2 separate regions of the Homo sapiens genome follow, and region 2 is linked to region 1. A link is an interaction called in ENCODE POLR2A ChIA-PET data of the cell type or tissue named here. Cell type or tissue: Panc1. All regions are shown on one strand. Links, peaks and the distances in the headings refer to the core of each region. The heading gives the core; the rest is flanking DNA. Region 1 has its middle 94 kb from the start of LINC02621. Region 2 overlaps TMEM26-AS1 (TMEM26 antisense RNA 1).

Evidence for each region. Peaks named below come from ENCODE experiments on the same cell type or tissue, not always from the same donor. Only the 100,000 strongest peaks of a DNase experiment are listed, where the experiment ranks them.
Region 2: POLR2A ChIA-PET joins it to region 1 with 10 read pairs; 1 of 35 experiments calls an interaction of 5 or more read pairs at or near these places.

Annotation. Positions count from the first base shown.
Region 1 is chr10:62,156,093-62,173,510 of GRCh38, reverse strand. No RefSeq gene overlaps it. Among named protein-coding and RNA genes, the nearest start is that of LINC02621, 94 kb to the left of the region's middle. RefSeq lists an enhancer at 6,675-6,804. In Panc1, for the core only: no CTCF peak of the experiment used is centred there; no DNase peak of the experiment used is centred there; H3K27ac peaks cover 3,176 bases.
Region 2 is chr10:61,466,829-61,473,963 of GRCh38, reverse strand. It overlaps TMEM26-AS1 (TMEM26 antisense RNA 1), which reads right to left. Exons shown (of 6, transcript NR_120643.1): 2 at 6,372-6,466. Among named protein-coding and RNA genes, the nearest start is that of TMEM26, 17 kb to the right of the region's middle. In Panc1, for the core only: no CTCF peak of the experiment used is centred there; no DNase peak of the experiment used is centred there; H3K27ac peaks cover 895 bases.

The DNA.
Region 1 (17,418 bases), core at 12,419-17,418:
AGCATATGAACAGACACTTCTCAAAAGAAGACATTTATGAAGCCAAAAGACACATGAAAAATGCTCATCATCACTGGCCATCAGAGAAATGCAAATCAAGAAAAATTTCTTTCATCCCTTCTTTTATCATGAGTTATTTAGAAGAGTGTTATTTAATTTCTAAATATTTGTAGATTTTCTAAAGATCTTCCCGGTATTGATTTCTAATTTAATACTGTTGTGTTAGAAAACATACTATCTGTGGCTTGAATTCTTTTCAAAATATTCAGATCTGTTTTATGGCCCAGAACGTGGTTGTCCTTGTAAATATTTCATGTGCACTTGAAAAAAATGTCTAATTTGCTGTTATTAGGTGGAGTGTTCTTTAAGTATCAATTAAATTCAGTTGACAGATTGTGTTGTTCAAGTCTTCTATATACCTACTGAATTTTATCTACCTGTTTATTATTGAGAGAGAGGCATTAAAATCACCTCGAATTATAGATTTATTTTTCCTTGCAGTTCTATCTGTTTTTACTTAATGTCTTTTGAAAATCTGTTACTAGTTCATTAGTATTTAGGATTTTTATGTTCTCCTGATGGACCAATCTCTTCATCATCATGAAATGACCTTCTTTCTCCCTGGCACTATTCTTTGCTCTGAACTACTTCCTCTGATACTAACATAGCCTCTCCAGCTTTCTTTTTCTTTCTTTTCCATGTAATACCATGGTTATCTCTTTTCATCCTTTTACATTTAACCCCATTTGTTCTTTGTATTTAATGCAAGTTTTTTGTAGGCATTATACAGCTAAGGTCTTGTTTTTTAATATGACAGTCTCTGCTTTTTAATTGAGCTGTTTAGATCATTTATGTTTAATGTGATTATTGATGTGATTAGGTTTAAATCTATCATCTTGCTGTTTTCTATTTGTCCCATCAGTTCATTGTTCTTCTTTTTCTGCCTTTTTCTGGATTAACTAGGCTTTTAAAATTATTTCATGTATCACCCTTATTGCCTTTTTAAGATCCAACTCTGTTGTTTTAGTGGTTTCTTTAGGGTGTACAGTAAAGGCCATCTTGTTAGATAAGCTTTGCGGTTTCTCTATTGTGTTACTACCTACCTCCTAAAACTTTCACAGGAACATTTTTACTGTCTACTCTGTACCACGTACTTTTCAACACTTTAAATACATCAGGTCATGTAATATAACAATACTACGAGGATGGACTGTTACTCCTATCTTACACATGTGAAAACTGAGACCTAACAGGTATACTGACACTTGCTCGTGGTTACACAGCTAGTAAATGGTTGAGTTTGGATTAAACTCCTCTTTCCTTAGCCCTGGATCTCTGAGTGTTAGTAAGTTTATACTGGTGATGACAAATCAGTACTATATGTGGTAACTGCCTCCTCTGAAAATTTAGTTTTGTGTTATTGCTTTTATTGTTATTGTTTTAATTCACAAACCTGTTTGTGGTAACTTAAGCATTAAGGATTTCCTTGCATTTTTAATTTTATGTGATTTGGAAAATTGCCATACCACATGGCTCATTGCATGGCCCTCTCAGTTCCTGCAAAGTAATCCATCAAACAGAAACCACGGCATTTATTGTTCTAAATAGTCTTCCACTGGGTATAACATTGAACTCCACCAGCTCTGAGGGTTGTTTTCGTTTGTTTGCTTTTTTTTTAACCAACTTTACCAGTCTGAGTGTTTTAATTCTCCCCTAGAACTGATTACTAAAAAGTTATAATTTATCGTTTTTAAAATGTGATGTTTTCCCACTTAATATGGATGTATATTTCCTTTTTTTGTCAAGAAGATAATATACCAAAATAATAAATTGCTCTAAATTGCTCAGTGATTTCAGTTAATGTGAATCCATGTTTAGCAGGTTGGCATATAACAGTGGTTATCAAAGCGTGGTCCACAAATCTCTGGTGGTAGGGGCAGGTAAGGGGTGTGTCTCTGACACCTTTGGATGATCTGAGAGGGCAAAACTATTTTTATAAAAGCACTAAAAAGATTGGGAGGCCGAGGCGGGTGGATCACGAGGTCAGGAGATCGAGACCATCCTGGCTAACACGCTGAAACCCCGTCTCTACTAAAAAATACAAAAAATTATCCGGGCATGGTGGCAGGCACCTGTAGTCCCAGCTACTCAGGAGTCTGAGGCAGGAGAGTGGTGTGAACCCGGGAGGCGGAGCTTGCGGTGAGTGGAGATCGCGGCACTGCACCCCAACCTGGGCGACAGAGCGAGACTCCGTATCAAAAAAAAAAAAAAAGTCACTTGCATTCTTCATTATGTTGACATTTGCACTGATGATAAAAAGGCTATATTGGATAAAACTTTTGGTGCCTTAGCAGAAACGCCAAGGCTATATTAGTAGTCATATTCTTCACTGAAGTGCACTCAAAGGGAAAGAAAAAGACAGTTTTATTTAATATCCTTGATGGAACAGTTAAAAATCATTAATTTTATTGAACAGTAACCCTTGATTACATGTTTTTAATATTCTGTGTGGTGAAAGAGGAAGTATGCATAAGTATTTCTTCTGCATACCAAAGAACAATTGTTTCAAGGAGAAGCACTTGTGTGGTTGCCTGAGTTGTGAGCGCAACTAACCTCCTTTAAAAAAAAAAATAGAAACTTACTTTTACTTGAAGGTGCAACTGACAGACAACTTATGGCTATTTATACTTGGATATTTGGCAGACATTTTTTAAAAAATGAATGAAGTCAGCCTGTCATAAGACATAAAATTGACAGTATTTGTTGCCAATGCTAAAATGTATTCTTTCAAGTGAAAATTAGAACTTTAGAAAACTTGTATCTGTCACCATGAATGTGACAGCTTCCTAATACTTAAAAACTCTTCTGATAAATTGATAGTGATATTAGAAAATATGATTTTTTACGTCGCATAATAAAATGTATCAACATTTGGAAAATCTCTATAACTCAGTCAGCCAATATTTTCCAAATGGCCAGTGCATGATCATGCCTGAATAAAAGTGCAAGATAAACCAATGGATACTACTGTAACAGAGTACAAAATGTTAGTTGATATGATCTCAGATTCTGTATTACAACTATTATTTGTCAGACTTTGGTATAGTAACAAAAAAGAATATCTATGATTATATGAAAAGGCTACTAAAATACTCCTCCCTTTCCCAAATGCATATCTGTGTAAAACCAGTTTTCTAAATATATTCAGCCAAAATAACATATCACAACAGAGTAAATGCAAAAGCAGATATGAGAGTACAGCTATTTCTTATCAAGCCACTCATTAAAGAAACTTGCAAAACTGTAAAACAGTGCTACTTTTCTCACTAATTTCTTTTTATTTTGGAAAATATTTATGTTTATTATATATATATATATATATATATATATATATATATATATATTTTATTTTTATTTTTTTCCTGAAACGGAGTCTTGCTCTGTTGCCCATTCTAGAGTGCAGTGGCAAGATCTAGGCTCACTGCAACCTCCGCCTCCTAGGTTCAAGTGATTCTCTTGCCTCAGCCTCCCAAGCAGCTGAGATTACAGGCATGCACCACCACACCCTGCTAATTTTTGTATTTTTAGTAGAGACAGGGTTTCACCATGTTGGCCATGTTGGTCTCGAACTCCTAACCTTAGGTGATCCACCCACCTCGGCCTCCCAAAGTGCTGGGATTATAGGCATAAGCCATCACACCCAGCCAAATATATTTATTTTAAATAAAATTTATATCAAGCCAGGCGCAGTGGCTCACGCCTGTAATCCCAGCATTTGGGAGGCCGAGGTGGGCGGATCATGAGGTCAGGAGGTCAAGACCATCCTGGCTAACATGGTGAAACTCCGTCTCTACTAAAAATACAAAAAATTAGCCAGACATGGTGGCGCGTGCCTGTAGTCCCAGCTACTCAGGAGGCTGAGGCAGGAGAATCGCTTGAACCCTGGTGTTGCAATGAGCTGAGATCGCGCCACTGCACTCCAGACTGGGTGACAGAGCGAGACCCCATCTCAAAAAATAAAAAATTATCTCAGTATTAACATCATGGGTTTATTATTTTTAATGGATTAAAATTAAATGGTTTTAAATTTCTCAGTTTTAATTTCTAATATGGTAAATGTTGGTAACTATAACCCCATGCTTTTCAGGGTCCTCAGTAATTTTTAAGACTATAAAGGGATTCCGAGAAAAACAAGTGTGAGAACTGTTGGTAGATTCTCAGCTCACACTGATTCCTTTTCTCTGATAACTGCTCTTTCTCCCTCTATCCATGAAGGATATTGGAGGATAGCCTAGGTTATTGTTTTACCTAGGCTATCATCCTTCCTCTCCTCCCTGGATCAGTGTATTGAGGGATAGAAGGGTTAATGGGTAGCGGTATGGGGTGTGGATTTTGACCCCAGCAGGGCCTATCTTACTCTCCCCTTACAATTCAAGTAGGGTCAAAAGCGTGTTAATGTCTATCTAAAGCCTGACCCCATAGTGTATGATGTAAATTACATAAAGGGTCCAACTTCCCACGTAGTGGAGAGAACAAGAGGGGAAGTTGGTTTGAAGACTGTGAAGAGAATAAAGCAGATACACGAAGAGGGGAAAAGATGAGAGACAGACAGAAAAGCACAAATTTCTAGGGTTTCCCAGATCTCCATTCTTTGGTTCTAGTTTATGCCTGAAGATGGGCTTGAGTTCTATAAAAGAGCCCAGTGTCACGTTACTAAATATTATCTTTTCCTTTAGCCAGTTTGAGTGGGTTTCTTTTACTTGCAACCACATTGAATCACTTATAGTTAGGTACCACCTGCCTGCCTGCTGCCGTTGCTCACACCCGTAATCGCAGACCTTTGGGAGACCATGCCAGGAGGATCGCTTAAGTCTAGGAGTTTAAGACCGGACTTGGCCACATAGCAGAAAAAAAAAAAATAGCCTGGCTTGGTGGCACTCATCTCTAATCTCAGCTACTTGGGAAGCTGAGGTAGGAGGATCCTTTGATCCCGGGCAGTCGCGGCTGCAGTGAGCTATCATGCCACTGCGCTTCAGCCTGGGCAACAGAGCATGACCCTATCTCTAAAAAACATAAAAATAAACTAAAATATGGTAAGGTAGGACATATGTGATCTGTTCTCAACCTTTGTAAGGTTTATGATGTGCCATACATTTTAGGGTCTTATCAGCTAGAAATACAAGACCAAGGTTTTCTGGAAATGCAAAGATACTATTTTTATATTGAAGTTAAAAAAGAATTACCATAGGCTACACATGGATTAATTACTATCTTCAAAGAATTAGAACTCTATCAAACATTCTTACCAGAAAATTATGCTGAACAAAATTTAATCTTTCTGTGACTGTTCAAAGGAATTTAGAATCTTGTAATGCTCCAGGGACATTACCATTTTATAAATTGTACAAAAAATTCTCATTATTTCAGCTTTCTGGTAGTTTGGATTCAGAATAAATGAGAATTTACTGTAATACTTTGAATTATTAAGTTCTGGGGAGTTCAAAGTACTACTTCAAATATACATGCATTATATCACTTATCTTTTTTAACAGAATAATGAAATTTACAAATGGAAACAGTAGTGGGTGGATTCAGGATACAAAGTCATGTTTCTCGATGTTCTAATGAATAATTCTTACATTTGGCTATTTTGAACTGATCTCTCTTTTCCATTTCAAAATATAGTCTCTTTTAAGCTAAAGACCAAATAGGGCTAAGGCCAGCAACAAAGAATTCAAGCTATAATTGTATTGTATTATTATTTATGTATTGATTTGATTATAGGTTTCAGCTCATACATTTTCAGGTGAACCTAGATCCTCAATTTATTTTCACGAAAGAGAAAAACTCAAACATAATGGTAAAAAAAAATCAGATGCATTTACATATGCTTCTGGCTTTCATCAAGCAAAAAATATAGTTTAAAATGTATAGAAAAAAAGAAACTTTTAAATTAAAATCCTTTTTGCTCTAGCAATCAGCCTCGACATCAGTATAGTATATTTTGACTTCCTAATTATGGATTATCTACGACCAAATATAATATGTTTAATGTATAAATGACACTCTTGCCACACAAACTTCCTTGTATCTCTCTCCCTTAAAATGTAATTAGTTTCTTTTTGCTACTAAAAAATTTAATGCTTTCAGAAGCCAAAGCTTATTTCTGTATCTCCTGCTGTTTTGGAGTGTCTGTACCTTTCCTCCTGCCAGTTAGCATGGATAATCAAAAGTGAACTGTAAGGAGAAATCTTCCATTTAGGAAACATCAATTTGTACTAAGTCTAATCTAAAAGACTAATATGGAGCATGTGGTACATTCAATAGGAAAATGGCATTTAAATATTAATACTAGATAAATACACTCTTGCTGCTCTCTTTGATAATTTATAAGTCATACTCTTCCAGAAGGAAGTAAATCAGTTTTTTTTCTTTTATGCTGCTGCTCAGTAACATTATAAGGCAATATGTAAATCAAGGAACCATTTTCTTAGTCAGAACTGACAAGGGGAAGTGAAAATGTTGGGTCCAATTTCAACCTCATTTCCTTACAGCCTAGATTTGTGTTACATGCTTGATCCTGACTGGTGCTTTCCAAATTAAATGTATATTTCTCAAACCAATATCTTAAGTGGTAATGTTCCAACAGTCCAAATGTCGATTACCAAAACAAACATTTGTTTCTCTAGCAAGTGTTTTCACACAAAAGCATTTGATTCTCGTACTGCAGCAAACAAACATTTGCTTTAGGCGGTTAAGGCAGCCAAAAGTTCTTGCAGAAACATTTCACAGGCTGGCTGGCATCCCTCTTTGGAGCAGGGCTTGCTGATGTCCGAGATTGCATGTGAAGCCAGCTGCTGACCAAGAGAATCCTTTGCAAGACATTGAGACCATTAAAATGATTTAGCATTTTTCAAAACACATCTTTTGGGAAAATGTGCTTCTGGTTATGATGTTTCCATTAGAAAATGTCTTCATGTCTTCACAATGCTTCATTTGCTAATATAAATTCAGCCTTTGATATAATCACATAACCAAAGTCTTATGAAAGTTCACAAAGGCACATAAAAACATTCACACAACCCAGGAATCATGATTTATGCAAGAGCCCATGAGAGTTCATTACATAAATAGTCCTATTACTACATTAAAGTCTATTTTCTCTCTTGAACAAGATGTAGATTATCTGTGTAAATATATTTTCTTAAGTGCACATCTACTTTACTGTCAAGATACAGCTTCCACATAAAAACCCTCTTGTTTTTCATATTATTTAAATGCTTTTGGAATGAATCAATATTTCTGAGGAAGTAATTTACTTAAATACATGTTCTTTAAAGCATGGGGAAATTGATTCTTAACTTCTTTCCAAAGACAGGGTTTCCTAGCAACTGGGTCAAGATTGATTCTTTGGCTAGTTCTAAACTGAGAATAGTCACTAGCCCACTTAAAGGCAAAGAAGAGTTCTTCTTAGTTAAATGAATGAATGAATGAATGAATGAATGAGTGAAAACACACACACACGTGCACCACACACACAAAATGTCATTTAAAGCGTATTTGATAGAATGCGTGACAATTTGGACCTCTAGCTGATCAACTTCCAATAAGAGTTTGCTGAATACTTTCCATGAGTTTGATTCTATTTTGGCATTGATGGGACTGGGGAACCATGATACAGAGAGCAGGTAAACGGCTGTAATCATCCTAGTAACAATGCATTTAGCAGGTATTATGGGCTAGTGCCTACAGGTGAAATAACTAACCATCAGTAGAAAAAGGCATATCAGGCCCGGCATGGTTGCTCACGCCTGTAATCCCAGCACTTTGGGAGGCCAAGGCGGGCGGATCACGAGGTCAGGAGATCGAGACCATCCTGGCTAATATGGTGAAACCCCCGTCTTTACTAAAAATACAAAAAATTAGCCGGGCGTGGTGGCGGGCGCCTGTAGTCCCAGCTACTCCGGAGGCTGAGACAGGAGAATGGCGTGAACCTGGGAGGCGGAGCTTGCAGTGAGCGGAGGTCGCGCCACTGCACTCCAGCCTGGGCAACAGAGCGAGACTCCGTCTCAAAAAAAAAAAAAAAAAAAAGGAAAGAAAAAGGCAGATCGAGGGACAACCAAGGTCTGTGTGATGTTAAAGCTCTGGAAACTATACTGTCTTTACATGGAAAGCCCAAAGTATTTCTTGTCTTCAAGAAACTTTCAACCTAATTGTAAAGAAAACATACCCCAAAGAATTAGGGAGCAACCTGAGAGAGTAAATGTGTAAGTGTTAGTAATATTAAAGTAACAAAATATTGCGTTTATTGAGTCCTTACTTAATATCAGGGACTGTGCTAAGGACCTGGCATCCTGGTGGAGATGGAGCTTGGGCTGGGCCTTGAAGCAGGTAGGGAGACGTGAAAAGCAAGGAGGGAAGGTCCTTCGAGAAGATGAAACAGCATGAGCAAAGGCCTGGGGGTGGGAGGTGTGCTGTTTGGGACCTGACAGGCTTGGGGTGACAGGTTGGTGTGGGGAAGTTGCACTGAACGAGTAGGTGGGCCTGTGTTATGGTGGAGTCTGAATACCAGACTGACATGCAGAATTGACCCAGCGGGGAAATGTGTACTCGTTCTAGGTTCTTGAATATTGGGGACATGATAACTCCCCCTGTAATTTCTAGAACAAATGGAATATGCATTTGCTGTTAGAATAGCTACTGCCAGAGTTCTCTCCCAAAAAGCTTAACGTTTACACTACCATCCATATGCCAATAATATCTTGAGTTTTCTCACTTGACATTTTTTCAAACATTTTAATATTTGCTAATTTCTTCTTTAAATGTGATATTCCCTATTTTTTGAAGTGTTATAGATACATAGTTGTACATATTTGTGGGGTACATGTCATGTTTTGATACAGGCATACAATGCGTAATGATCAAAAAATCAGGGTAATTAGGGTATCCATCACCTTAGGCATGTATCATTTCTTTGTGTTAGGAACATTCCAATTCCACTGTTTTACTCATTTTAAAATATACAATAAATTATTCTTAACTATAGTCACCCTATGGTGCTATTGAATACTATATCTTATTCATTCTATCTAACTGTATTTTTCTTTTTTTTGAGATGGAGTCTCGCGCTGTTGCCCAGGCTGGGTTAATACCATTAACCATCCCCTCTTTATCCCTACCGAGTCCCACCCTTCCTAGTCTCTGGCAACCATGTTTCTACTCCTATCTCTATGAGTTTAATTTTTTTAGCCGTTGTTTTTTAATTTGTACACCTTTGGCTTTGAGTGTGATTGTGCAGTGATTTATTTGTTCATTTCCATTTGCATTTATTTTTCTGTGAATTGCATATTTGTATCTCTTTTCTTATTCTAATTGGTAGTTTGGCATTTTTGTTAATTTACAGAAATTTCAAAAATATATTATGAGGGCTAGGCATGGTGGCTCACGCCTGTAATCCCAGCCCTTTGGGAGGCCAAGGTGGGCGGATCATTTGAGGTCAGGAGTTCGAGACCAGCCTGACAAACACAGTGAAACCCCGTCTCTATTAAAAATACAAAAATTAGCTGGGTTTGGTGGTACAAGCCTGTAATCCCAGCTACTTGGGAGGCTGCGGTAGGAGAATAGCTTGAACCCGGGAGGTGGAGGTTGCAATGAGCCGAGATCATGCCACTGCACTCAAGCATGGGCGAAAAAGCGAGACCCTTTCTCAAAACTAAATAAATGTTATATATATATATATATCAGGTTTGGTCTTTTTGTTTATCATATATTTGCAATATTTTTTCAGAGTATTATTTGTCTTACAGCTTAGATTAAAGTGTTTTTTCAATTTTTCATATTTATGTAGAAAAAGATACTAATCTTCTTTTTTAAATAAAAATTCCAGGCATCATCTGCCTAGAAGGAAATGCCAAAATTACAAAAATATTCCAATATTTTCTCCTAGTACTTAAGATTTTTGATACATTTACATTTATATACATTCGATCCATCTGGAATATAATTCAGTTTAGGTGTAAAGTAGAAATTTATTTTCATTTTTGCTACTGATTTGAAATGCCTAATTATCATATGCTAATTTTCTACATGTGGGTCTACTTTTGGTCTCTCTCCTATTTCCTTACTGTATGATGAAAAGGCATAACACTGGTTTAATTACTATTGTTTGGTTTTTTAAAATCCTAGCATAGCACAGCACAGTTGTTATTAAGACCTTAGATACTACATAGTAGATAAGAGCATTGGACTCCGGGGCCAGGGGACAGTTTACCACTTACTTGAACTGAGACAATTTGCTTAGTCATTCTGTACCTCAGTTGTCCCATCTTTGAGATGGGGATAATAATAATGTGATTGTGAGGATTTAATGCATTTCTGTATGTAAAGTGCTTAAAACAGTGCCTACCACACAGCAGGCATTTATAAAGTTATTGGCTGTTATTTGTCATAATTTTTCCCCGGATTTTCTTGCTTTTCTAACTCATCTTCTGAATAATTGTTAGAATCAGTCCCTAAGAGGGCTTATTCAAGGGATTCCCCAAACATAGTTCCCTTCCTATGAAGAATCCTGATGCCAGCTGTTAAGAGAATTCTTTTTTTTAACCTGGCACAAAGTAAGCATTCAATAAATGGCAGTCATTATTTTGGTTATAATTATTGTTTTGGAAGGCACGTCAATATGCAAAGTGAATACATTCTCCTCTGATGTCTCATTCTCCTCCACCCCTAATAGAGCCTACAGGAGAGGGGAAAGAGAGAAAGCCGGTGGTAGTGGCAGGAGGGCATGGGGGAGTGCAGAAGGAGCAGCTTCTCTTAAATTCTTTTGGGGGAATTTGTAAGTGTGTCTTTCTCTTGCCCCTCAGAGCATTCTCCTGTGGCCCTTGCCTTCAGATAACCTTGGTGGGAATTAGAAAAATCTTCCCCATTTCTGTATTTCAGCCATGAATCTTAAATGATTGAAAAAATTAAAGCTCCCAAGAACTGCACTAAAGTGTTAACATGTGCTTTAGCACAGAGGTATTTAGTAGTTTAGCTAAAGCCCTCAGGGGCCAGCAGGCAACACAAATCAGTGGTCATCGAACTTTTTGCTCATGAACCTCCTAAAAATGTTTTGCAAAACTATGTAACCCTTATCAGATTTTTAAGTTAACATCTAAATTTTTTAATAATAAGTTTAATAGTTATTTTTAAGATGGTAATTAGAGGTGTATGGTAAATGGCAACATTTTAAAATACAAGTTTAAGCCCGGCACAGTGGCTCACGCCTGTAATCCCAGCACTTTGGGGGGCGGAGGCGGGCGGATCACCTGAGGTCAGGAGTTCAGCCTGGCCAACGTGGTGAAACCCTGTTTCTACTAAAAATACAAAAATAATGGCAGGGGCCTGTAATCCCAGCTACTCGGGAGTTTGAGGCAGAAGAATCGCTTGAACCCAGGAGGCAGAGGTGAGGTTGCAGTGAGACGAGATCGTGCCATTGCACTCCAGCCTGGGCGACAAGAACGAAACTCCATCTCAAAAAAAAATAAATACATAAATAAATAAAAACATAAAAGTTTACATCCCTCTAGTAAAATGTAAACCCCATAGCAATTTGATATCATCAACTATAAATTAAAAACACAAGTTCTTTTTGACATACAGAAATTTTACTTCTTTTCTCTCCTTGAATTCATATTTTAAATTCTATTACCCCACAAAATTTCATTCTAATATGGTAAGTTTGTTTTCAAGTGTTTTATGCATCACCCTATCAGGCTTCTTGATAATATAAATAAAAATACAAACTGAAATTTTATTTCCTGCTACCATAAGGCCATAGGTGTTCAGGAAATTTATCATCTGGAAAAATTGATCAAAACAATATAAATATACTTTAAACATTTTTATGAATGATTATTAAACATGAAATTAAAAATTTATTAAAAGTGCATAGCTATATAAGATGCATGGGGTTTTATTTGTTCCAATTAGTTCATGTATGCATGGATGGCTATTATTTAATGCTAGAATGAGATAGGGTTCAGCATCAAGTCTGTTCCTATTTTTGGCATTTATAGCTATAAAGGCTGAGAAACCTGGTTGACAAAAATAAGTAAATGTGAATAGGAACTGTTTTGTTACTTCCATATGAATATTTTGAATTGCCTCATTGTCATGGAGAAAGTTCTAACACCCTGAGGCAGTGTGCCACAGTCGGATTTGAGATGGGCAAAAGGTGTGCATTTCCTTTGCAGGGCAGGTTAGGATCTCAGGAAGCAGAACATGGGGCAAGATGTTTATCAGGGATCAGTATCTGTGAAAGGAAGTAGGCCTGGGCACAGACGAAATCTGCGAAGCCTTGGCCAACCTGGCTAGGAGCTCTGAAGTGAGTGCTGCCCATTAGAGTTGTCTTGGAGACAGGTCTTTATACCACTAGAGGCTTGGTCACCAGGATGGGTGTAATCCCTGCAGCTGAGGCCAACCCTGAAAGAGCTGGGTCTGTCTGCTGGGGGGCTGTCTGCTGGCTGCACTCTCCACAGATGGACAGTGGATTGGATTCCTAGGGCCGCCATAGCCAATTACCACAAACTTGTAACTAAGAGTAACAGAAATTTATTCTCTCACAATTCTGGAGACCAGAAGTCCAAAATCAAGGTGTATATAGGGCTGGTTCCTCCTGGAGGTTCTGAGGGAGAAGCATCCCATGCCTCTCTCAGCTTCTGTGGCACCTGGCCATCCCTGGATTCCCTTGGCATGCACATGCGTTCCTCCAGTCTCTGTCTCTGTCTGTACATGGCCTTCCCCTCTGTGTCTCCCTGTCTGCTTTCTCCTTTTCAGTCTTTTATAAGGATCCTTATCATTGGATTTAGGGCCCACCCTAATCCAGGACAATCTCATCTCAAGATCTTTACCTTAATTACATCTGCAAAGACCCTTACTCCAATGTAAGGTAACATCCTGAGGTTTCAGGTAGACGTATCTTTTGGGGGTCACCGTTAGCCCCACTACAGGCAGCAAGTCCTGTGCTGAAGGGATAGCTGGGCAGCCTGTCTTCATATCTATATTTTATCAGGTAGGAAAAGAGTGATTGGAAAGGGGAGCTGAGAGAAAAACAGGACAAATGTGAGGCTCAGAAGGCAAGCAGGTTGCCAAGCAGATCAGCTTTAGAAATGAGAACATATGGAAGACGAGCGTCTGGAAATTGATACTCCTTGGAAAGCCTTTGTGTACCCTAGGGTGACAAGTAACCCAGTTTGAGGATTTAGTTCAAGCTGATTATTTCCTTGCAGGAATAGAGATCTTAGGTTGCTAGGTCTCTAATTATTGAAGAGAATTAGAAATTCATAATTTAAGTAATATCTCCTTGTTTTTAAATATTAGCTAGTTCAAAACAAACAATGTAGGCAGAAGGAAAAAAAAAAAGTCTGTGGGCTGAATATGGCCCCTGAGGTAACCTGCACTTTGCAATGTTTCTAAAACTATTCCTACCACAGCAAGTAGAAGAAAGGCATCTTCCTTTGATGACCACAGATTTACCATCTCATTTAGAGGGCTGTATCAGTCAGGGTTCTCTAGAGAAACAGAACCAACAGGATATATATTTATATAAAGAGATTTATTTTAAGGAATTGGCTCACACAATTGTGGGGGCTGGCAGGTCCAAAATCCATAGGGCAGGCTGGCAAGTCAGAAACTCTGGCAGGAGTTAATGCTGCAGACTCAAGGCAGAATTTTTTCTTCTGCAAACCACAGTTTGTGTTCTTAGGAACTTCCAACTGATTGGACAAGGCCTGGCCAATTTTGAGGGTAATCTCCTTTACTTGAAGCCAACTTATGATAGATGTCAACCACATCTGCGAAATAGCCTTCCCGGCAACACCTAGATTACTGTTTAATTACGTAACTGAGTACCATAGCATAGCCAGGTTGACACATAAAAGTGACCATCCCAAGAGCCATTACTCACCATGCTGACATGTTAGCTGCCTCAGTCACACTCATTGGTGCAGAGGAGGAAAGGAAGGCCCAGGAAGGGGAAGTGACCTGTCCAAGGCCACATAGCTGGCCAGGAGAATGAAAATGCAAAGCCATGCTCTGAACTCTCAGGCCAGTACCATTTCCACTATTCTACTCTCATGCAGCTCAGTGTCTCAAGACCAAATCACAGCATTTTAGAGAACAAAAGCCCCTAAGGTCATATGGGCCAAACCCCTCATTTTATCATAAGGTTTAGAGACATTAACTCATGAGAATTTTGATTCCCAGGGAAGAGCATTTTCCACCCACTGCATTGCCTTTCACACAGATGGAGATGATTGTACTCAAAGTCAACTGATCTTGGTTAATTTTTTTCTTTCAGAACATCTCTCTGAAGAAGATGTTCTGAAAACATCTCACTGATAAGAAAACTTGCTACGTTCAGGTAACATTCTGAGGTTTAGGGTGGATGTATCTTTTTGGGGTCATCATTTACCCCACTACAGGCAGCAAGTCCTTTGTTGAGGGATGGCTGGGCAGTCGATCTTCATATCTACTGCATTTTATAAAGTGGGAAAAACTGATTGTAAAGGGGAGCTGAAAAAAAAAGACAAATATAAGGCTCAGAAGGCATGTGTGACGGTCAACAAAACAAAACAAAAAGGTCACTAGTCTTATTAATCGAAAGTTCAAGTTGTTGGGTGCCAATCAATGTTTTTTCACAAAAATTTTGTGGACATTCACTGATTATATTTCTAGAGCAGCAAAACTAAGAATTAAGCAGTTCCTTGATGGATTCACTTTTGAACTCTCTTTCTGTTACACTTGTGGTTCTCTCAGAAGACCATAGGAGTGGCTCCATTTTTGTAGCTCACAACAAAGTGAACTCCAACTTTAATCAGTTATATATTACATTACATCCATTCCTCTGACTTATTCAGTCATAAGTCATATTTCCAAATCACTTTCTCCCATCATGTGCCCCAAACTCAGCTCATCTCAGTCACAGAGCAGAGGGCGTGAGCCTTATCATTACATTTTTCTGAGTGTGCCTGTAACTAAGCCTAACGTGCATGTTGGCAATCCCAACATGGTCAGAGACACTAAAGGGCAAATTAGGGTGATGAAGGGTGGTCAGCATGAAGCTCTCTAAGAGGTGAGGGCCAGAGATGTTTCTGATTTCTGACGTCTAGATGTGAGAGGCCAGGGGTTTCTCAATGTGTCTCTGGGAGCTGTACTGGTAAGCAAGTCCTTCCTCTTCCTAACTGCTCTTCTGTGACAAAGCTCTGACTTTTATTTCCAACAGGGTCTTGGTATTTCTCCTACATTTTGTGTATTATTTGAGGGAGGTTTAAAAGCAGAAGAGTTTTTTTGTTTGTTGGAAAGAATGGAAAAAAATTGATTTATAGGGCTTAGCTGAAGAAAATGAAAATCCCTAAAACTGCATAATCTCCTTTTCTCTCTGTCCTTTCTCCACCTCTAATTATTTTTTAAAAAATTTAAGGGAGGCAGAAGAATGAATAAAAATTAACAGTAACATGGAGTTTACTGTTTGTCTAGGAGGGGAGGGAAGAATCAAGTCTCTGGATACCACATGTCCTCTGAAATAGCAGTGAAAGAAAAATAATTAGCAAATTCTATTTATTTTCAGAGCCAAAGTCACGATTCACTTCCCACAGAATCAAAACCTAGAATCCTGATATCAAATTTAACAATACGAAATTCTTTATTTTCCAAGATAAATAGGTTTGGGAAATGACCAGTGGAATTTTCCACTTCAATTAGCCACAATGGGAGTTTACATTATTACACAATTGCAAAGAAATTTAGTAATGAGCATCACAATGGAAAATTAATAAAAGCTCAGTATAGCCTGGCCCATTCAAGTAATTGTCAATTAAGGCTACAATCAATACCGAGCTAATAGCTCATGAACAAGGATAGTTGGGTACTTACTTCATTAACGTTGCAAATCGATGTCAACCATTTGGGAATAAGTGCAGAGAAATGAGCTCATATATTGGAGGTAATCATAGTTGGGGAACTTGCTGGATAAAAGGAGACTAAGGATTCAGAGTCTGCAAATAGATGAATGTCAGGGAGAAGCCCGATCTGGTTAATTAGTGTTCTGGTTAGCAGAAGGCAAAGCTTTTGTTTCAACCCTTGATGTTGAAATCCTTTGGAAGTACCTTAGCTTCTTTTCCTATACTTGGGATACTAGCAATTTGCATTTATTTCCCCTTCCTGTTTGACTTAAGCCATTCATAGTTCTTCCTCTGCCATTAAAAAAAAAAAGACTATTAATATTTCTTCCATAGTCCGTTGTAACATCCGGCAACCCATCCTAAGGTGCATCTTTTCATTCATCAGGTAGGCCTTCGGAAGGCATTTACTTAGAGAATAATCTCTTTAGGATCAGTATTGGTGGGCACTGGGCATCATCCTTCCTCCCCTGCTCCCCCTCCCCCGCACTGAAACAAATATGTACATAATACAAAGTCAGAATGTATTTTGGAAATAATTTTAAAATTCTATGCCTAATGGAAGGAAAATGATCATATGGAGAATACCCCAAGCACTGTATTGTTGTTGACTTTCCAGTCTAAACAGTACAAATCCAGCACTATGTAATCATACTCATAAATTTCACCACCTCCCTATTGTCATCCAAAGAATTTATTTCCCAGACCTTATTGTCTGAGAATTTATGGACTTCTTTCTTGCCTCATCTCCTTCACCAGAATGTACAACCTGTGGTCTGCACGGACACTCCCATCCTCTGTTTCTACTCTTCTTGTGGAAGCTCATAGCTCCATCCTGTTTGATATTTCTCCCTATCCCTCTGTTCAAATGTGAGCACTCCCAAAACGCGTGGTAACCGTAAAGCCATGTGGAAAAGAAAGACATGGGGACAGGTCTGGGGTCACAGACTCAGTGACAAGCCTGAGTTAGAAGGCTAAGAGGGGATTCTTTTGCCGACCTTATGGATCTGAGACTTGACAACCTTCTACATTTTAGTTGGTCTCTGTATTTTATTAAGAACACATGTTTAGAGCATTCCACTTGGGACTCAAAGAAAAGCACGTATCTCCACAAAGTGGGAAAAGCAGGTAGACCGATGGGGGGAGTTACACCTTATCCTTCAATCTATGAGTATCTCTTTAGTAGAAAAGTAGAAAAGAGGAAGTTTGGAAGCAGGGTAAATGAATAATCACTGGGCTTCTGCTGCTAGTGCCAGGCACTGGGCTGGACGCTTCATCAACATCATGTCATGTAAAGAGCTATTGACTAGGAGTTAGGAAACTAGGATTTAGGAATAACTTTTTGTGGCCTTGAAGAGACATCACTTAACCCTCACTGGGCCTCCATTTTCCCATCTATGAGCGATGTCAGGATCCAACAAGACAATGAGCTTGGCAAGAGATAAATCTCTCTTGGCTGGGTGCGATGGCTCATGTCTTT
Region 2 (7,135 bases), core at 2,136-7,135, 690 kb after region 1:
AGCTGGCGTACTCAAAAGTTTTAATAGAAAGTTTAATGACAGCCAGGAGTCGTTGCTCATGCCTGTAATCCCAGCACTTTTAGAGGCCGAGGCAAGCAGATCACTTGAAGTCAGGAGTTTGAGACCAGCCTAGCCAACATGGCAAAAACCTGTCTCTACTAAAAATACAAAAATTAGCCAGGCATGGTGGTGCGTGCCTGTAATCTCAGGTACTGGGGAGGCTGCAGGAGGAGAATTGCTCGAACCTGGAAGATGGAGGTTGCAGAGAGCTGAGATCATGCCACTGTACTCCAGCCTGGGCAATGAAAAAAAAAAAGAAAGTTTAATGAAGTACAGTTTGCCAAGGTGTGGGCAGAACTATAGAAGCCAATACAAGGTGTTAAGGCATCCAGGGATTAGCAACATTGGAAAGCTGTTATCTTCTTTAATCCTGTAGGGACAAGCAAAAGGAACCCAGGGAAAGCCTGAAGCCATAGAACAAGGTCCATCCAATTGAAGTAGCAATCCCAGAATGCAGTGACTGGCAGAACTGGAGTGAGACAGGGAGGGTCTAAAGGAATAAATTCTCCTACTTGTTTCTTATTCAGCCTCTTGCTGGTACCTCATATTGCCTTATGCCATTTGAAATCAGACGACAAGAGCACACCCTGGCCATAAAGCAGAGCAGAGAAGTGTGGGAAATAGATGGGTGTGTGCTTGTGTGTGCACATTGTTTGTGGAAGTGGGGGGTTGGCACAACTTCTACTATTACCAATCCCCATTCTCCAAATAAACACACACATCTCATTCTTTCTTCACCCTTCTCCATCTCAGCAGAAGGCACCAGTATACACTCAACTGTTCGTGCGAAAAAAAATTATCAAGGACCATTTTTATTCTTTTCTTTTTTTTCTTTCATTTCCCACATTCAAACCATTACCAAGCCCTGTTGGTTCTCTCCATCTGGGCCGCCATACCCTTATGCAAACCACCATTATTTCTCCCTTGGGCCATATTAGGAACACCCTAACTCCTCTTCTTTTTTTTTGTCCCTACCCCTCTCCAACCTACCTCCCTATCTTTGTTACGAGAGACTTTGTAACCTGATGGTGACAAGGAGTATTTACAGTCCAAACAGCTGTCGATAAAGCAATATCCCACTTCATAATTTTATTTCACATGCCTCTCCTGGGAACAGGCCACTGTAATAACTCTTCGTTCACAATTCTAAGCCCTGCAGATCCATCTGTGAACAAAACAAAGTCTCTCCTCTGGTGGAGTTTACATTCTTGTAGGAGGAGACAGACGATAAACAAATAAGTATAAAGTGTGCCACGTATTGAAAATTATATTATGAAGAAAAATAAATCAGGGTAAGCAGAGAGTGACTGAAGTGCCATTTTAGTCAGGGAAGTCCTCGCTAATTAAGTGTTTGAGCAGAGCCTTGAAGGAAGTCACAGGGAGTTATGAGCCAAGAGTTCCAAGCAGAGGAAGAGGAAGTGCTAAGGCCTTGATCCAGGATCATGTCTGGATTTTATCAGGAAGTGTGAGAAGACTTCTGGCCATGCAGAATGAGCAAGACAGAAAGTGAGAGGAGGCCAGGTCAGAGAGGAGGTGAGGGGCTGGATCATGATCAAGTGGAGGCTTTCAGGCCATGAAAGGGATTTGGATTTAAACGGGTGTGATTGTGAACCAATAGAGGGCGTGAAGGATCAGTGGCAGGAGCTGTGTCACAATTTTAAATCATCACTCTGGTTGCTGTATGGATAATTGAGGTATAACTGAAGGCTGAAGTACGGATAAGCTCATAAGTAGAGAGGCCAGTTAGGAGGCTGTGGTTATAGACTAGGTGAGGCCTGAATTAGAGGGATAACAGTGGGATAATGAGAATGCTTAGAATTGAAGATATATTTTGAAAGTAGAATTTGCTAATGGCATGGATGGGGGGGCTATAAGAAAAAACAAGTTTAGTCAGCTCTGAAATACAGTCTAACTATTAGCACTTTCACAAATCATCTCTGTCATTTGAGTCATTTGCTATTGTTTATTCAAGAGAAGCACTTTTTTTGGTCAAGACTTTATAATATTTAGTATCTACTTAATAATCTTAAATATTTTAATGTATCTTTTCTCTTGGACTCATTGTAAATGAAAGAATTATACTTGGATGAAGAGAATAAAATTCAGATTATACTTTAATGAAGAGACTAAAATTCAGTAAGTTGTAGAGCTTCAAAAGTTGCCTGCTACTCAACTCTTGTGTCTTAGTCAGAGCCCTGAATGATAAATCACATTGACCGCAAAGCCCAGGACTCCTCAGGACTCTTGTTTTTTTAGTTAATCTTGTTTTGTTGAAGAACAACTTCTCTTCCACCCTGCTTTCTTTTCTAAACTCAAAGCCTCCTCCAGAGTGGAGAGTTTTTCCGCATCCCAATTATGCAAAATGTTGATATTGGGTAGAGGAAACACATAGAATTAAAATAGTTTTATTAGGGGCTTGGGAACTGTGAGTGGCCAGAAATTTCTGGAATTTTGCAATGCGTTGATGGTGCCAGCAGCCCAGAGAAAGACTGGCTCTGATTGGTTACTATGGGATCTATGTTGTTCAGGTACATAGTAGAAACTCAGTAAATGTGTGTTATTGAGTTAAGAAATGGAATACATTGGGAGGGAACTGAAGAAGATATCATTTGGAAAAATGTAACCTATATAATCATTAGGGGAAAAATTCATTCCCTTGTGTGGTATGGATATCATGAAGTTGAGACAACCTAGGACTTAAAGGGTCATTGCTACAAAGAGTGGGGAAGGATTCCATATTTTGCTGTCTGTAGCTAGGACACAAAAATAGCCATTCGCTCTAGGTTTACACAGGAAGTTTGATATATTTTGATAATGTTGATATCAGGTAAGCTGAATTTTTAAGAGTTAAATTTTATATTTTCTATAGGGAAATATAAATGTAAAAATGCTCAATCAATTACAAAAGGAGAAGTGAAATTAAACTATACTGAGATAGCATTTCTCATCATTAGGTTGGCAAAATGCCAATGTCAGTGCACACTCTGTGGATGACACTAGTGATGGGGTGGGAAACAGCCATTCTTATATATTGCTGGTAGAAATACAAAATGAATAGTACGACCTATAGGAAAAGGAATTTGGCAATATTTAGAAAAATCACATACTCATTTACACTATTGCCAATCTTACTTTAAAAAAATTATCCCAATGATTCACTGGAAAAAGCAAGAAAAGATATGTGGACAAGGCAATTCACTGTAAGCCAGTGCTTTGTAACAGCAAACTACTAAGAACAATTCAAATGCCCACCAAAAGGGGCCTAGCTGAATAAATTATGGTACGTCCACACAATGGTGTACTCTTCAGCTATTAAAAAAACAATGAATCTGTTAGGCTGGTGCAAATAATGGCAAAAACCACAATTACTTTTGCACCAACCTAATATTTATACCCTTCTTTCTTAGATAACTAGAAAAGTAACATACATACTTCAGGTTTTTTTTTCATTCAATAATAAGACATTCTGAAAACGACTTTAGAATGGCCTGTGTATGTGTGGAGAGAGAGATTCCTCATTCATGTGTATTTACATATTCATGTGTATATGTATGTATAAGTCAACTTTGTTCTATATTTCAAGTAAAAATAAGAATCGAGGTTTTAGGGTATCAGTTAATATAGACTTCTGGGCTGGTTGACCTTTGCATGAGCCAACTGGCACTGAATTCTTCCTTCTTCTAGGTGCTGTCCATTGCCTGTGAGCATCTCCAAAGGCTCAGTCCTCAGCCCTCTGGTCCTTCTCCTCAAATTCTATTCCCAAAATTCAACTATTCCTGTGGGTTCTGACCTCATGGCACAAGAAATAACTCAGTAGGACAACATATGAATAGGAGTGCAGAATTTAAAAACATTTAATTAAAAAAATTAATTTTCTTGATTAAAAAGGAATAAAGCACACAAGATAGAGGGGGCAAATGGTCCATTAAGCTTTCAGTAGAGGACCTAAATTACATTTGTGACACGTAGCCTTGGTTTGCTCTCTAACCATGAAAAAGCCTTGATCAATGGTGCTTTAAGAAAAAGTAACCTGAAGGTTTGCAGGCCCCTCCAGCTCACGGCTCCTGGATAAACTCACCCAGAGTCTTTTTTCAAAGTCTATGAGGGCGGATGTTTGTCCCCATATAACTAACTCTCTGTCTTGTTTTAGGGTCACTGACCATCCTATGGATGACCGTCTCCATCAGTGCCCCTGACCGTGGATTCCGGGGTGATCACCTCAGAAAATGTTCTGACCACAGATCCAGAGAGACCATCTCCAGAAGTGCTCTGACCACAGACCCAGGTGATCACCTCTGTAAATGTCCTGACCACAGATCCAGAGAGACCATCTCCAGAAGTGCCCTGACCACAGACCCAGGTGATCACCTCTGTAAATGTCCTGACCACAGATCCAAGGTGACCACCTCCGGAAGTGTTCTGACTGTGGACTCCGGAAGTGCCCTGACCGTGGATTCTGGGGTAATCATCTCTGGAAGTGCTCGGGCTGCTGATTCCCAGCTCTTGCTCAAGCTGCTCACCTGGTGTGTGGATCTGCCATTGATGGTTAGAGCTCCGTGGCTCCTTGCCTTTGACTGTTTGGTTTTCTTCCGTAGGACAGTAGGAAAACGCTTTTCCCTTCTCACATCTCACTCTTTTTTTGTTGTTGTTTAAGACGGAGTTTCACTCTTGTCGCCCAGGCTGGAGTGCAGTGGTGCGATCTTGGCTCACTGCAACCTCTGCTCCCGGATTCAAGCGATTCTCTTGTTTCAGCTTCCCGAGTAGCTGGGACTAAAGGTGCGCCACCGACTCTGGCTAATTTTTGTACTTTCAGTAGAGACAGAGTTTCACCATCTTGGCCAGGCTGGTCTCGAACTCCTGACCTCAGGTAACCCATCTGCTGGGATTACAGGCGTGAGCCACTGTGCCCGGCCCACATCCCACTCTTAAGGCCGATGTCCCATGGCGTAGTGGCCCGGTTTCCTAGTGATAGCTAGTTTTACTATTATCCCAAAGCATGCAGGTGACTCTGGAGGGTTACAAACAGCCCCACAGAGTGCACAGGACCCCTCTTCCCTCGCCTGAGAGCCAGAATCATTCATCAGTTTTCGTAAGTGATTGATTTCTCTTCTTCAGCCTTCCTCCAGAAGGAACTTTTAACTTTGTCCCTCATTGGTCTAAATTTCTGTTGCGTGTGGAATTCAGGCTCCTGAATTGCGTGTGAGGTTTATGGATCCTACAGAAACCTGGGGCATGGCTGTGTCTATTAGTTTGGAATGTGCAGGAGTCGGATGTTTAGGGAAGAATAAATAGCCTCTTACTCTTTGAGGGCAACAGAGCAAGTTTCAATAGGTCAATTTAGGGTGGGACTGGGAGTCTGTGTGTGGGAGGCAGGAGGTAGACGAGTTTGAAGTTTGAAGTGTGGGGGAAGGGAGCTGTCCATGCTAGAATGTCCAAACCTCAATTCATAACTCAATGTGCCTTGGTAGGTTTGCAGTGTCTGCCATACCAAGACTTTCATTTACTGTAAGAAATTTTTAGCTAATTGCATGCAGTATATTTTTACCTGTGACTAAATTGTCAACTCAGTTTTAAAGCTTCTTGAATCTGTCTTAAAAAGTAACACTGGGCTGGGCGCGGTGGCTCACACCTGTAATCCCAGCACTTTGGTAGGCTGAGGCGGCGGATCGCCTGAGGTCAGGGATTTGCGACCAGCCTGGCCAACATGATGAAACCCCGTCTCTACGAAAAACACAAAAATTAGCCAGACGTGGTGACACGTGGCTGTCATCCCAGCTACTCTATTCGGGAGGCTGAGGCTGTAGAATCACTTGAACCTGGGAGGTGAAGGTTGCAGTGAGCCGAGATTGCGCCACTGCGCTCCAGGCTGGGAGACAGAGTGAGACTCCGTCTCAAAAAAAAAAAAAAAAAAAAAAAAAAAAGTAACACTGTTCCGTAACTCCCTCCCTACTGTTTCCATTCACCATTCCTCACTCCTTACGACTTTGGGAATCTGCTGTTGTTACTGTTGTTAGAAGGGTACCAACTTGATAGAATTTAGTAATATGGTAGAAGCCATGTTGATATATATTTTTTAACGGCTCTGTGGGAAAGAAAGGCAGCATTGGTATGGTTCTTGGATTTGGGGCTTGTAAAAAAAAATCGATTTTTTTTTTTCCTACATTGCGGGCTTTGAAAAGACGAAGCAGTGAGAACAGCAGTCAATTTCATGCTCAATACAAAATATTACGAGCTGAAAAGTTCTGTACCAGAGACTTCAAAGAAAATATAAAATATATATATATATAAAATTTTAAAGGCATAAAGCTTACCTGTTCCATTAGGTAATTTGTAGACTTCAACTAGCTTCTGCCATTTCTGTGAAGTCTCCACAGTTTTCTGAAGAAGGTTACTCTTCAAATCACAACTATTGTTCAATAAAAAGAAAAGAAAAGATATTGTCATGATATTTGTGCAATATTTCTGCATTATCAACTTTTGATTCGTAAAAGGGAAAAAAGCCTGTAGCTTCCCCAAGGAAAGCCTGTAACAATCTATTACATGAATCTAACATTGCACGTTTTGAAAAGTTTAGAAATTGTTTTACAGAAAAATCGTATTGCTTTTATTTATAGCTTCATAGGTCATCTCCAAACTCTGTGAATGCAGAGCAGTGAAAAATGGAAACACCTTAGTGTTGCTACAGACGACCCTTTGTTTGACTTTTCTTTTGGACTTACAGCATAAAGGTGTTGTATTAACACACATGAAAATATTATATAACACTTGAAAATATTTCAAGAGGTCTCTTCAACTAGGTAAAAACAAAAAACAGTGTTACTGAAAGAATGAAAACCACCTTGTTACAAACATAGGGGCCTTGCAGCAAATTAGGGTTCTGAAAGTTGGTTGTGTAGTATAAATTAAAACACACACATACACACACACACACACCAGACACTGTCTTTGTAACTCTAGTTTAGCTCTTCATTGATTGCAAATCCACTGGACCTAAACCAAATCTTCTATAACCCAACTGGTAGCTTGATGTTGAGATGGTAGTATAACCAGGCCATGGTATCTGCTACTCCTGCTT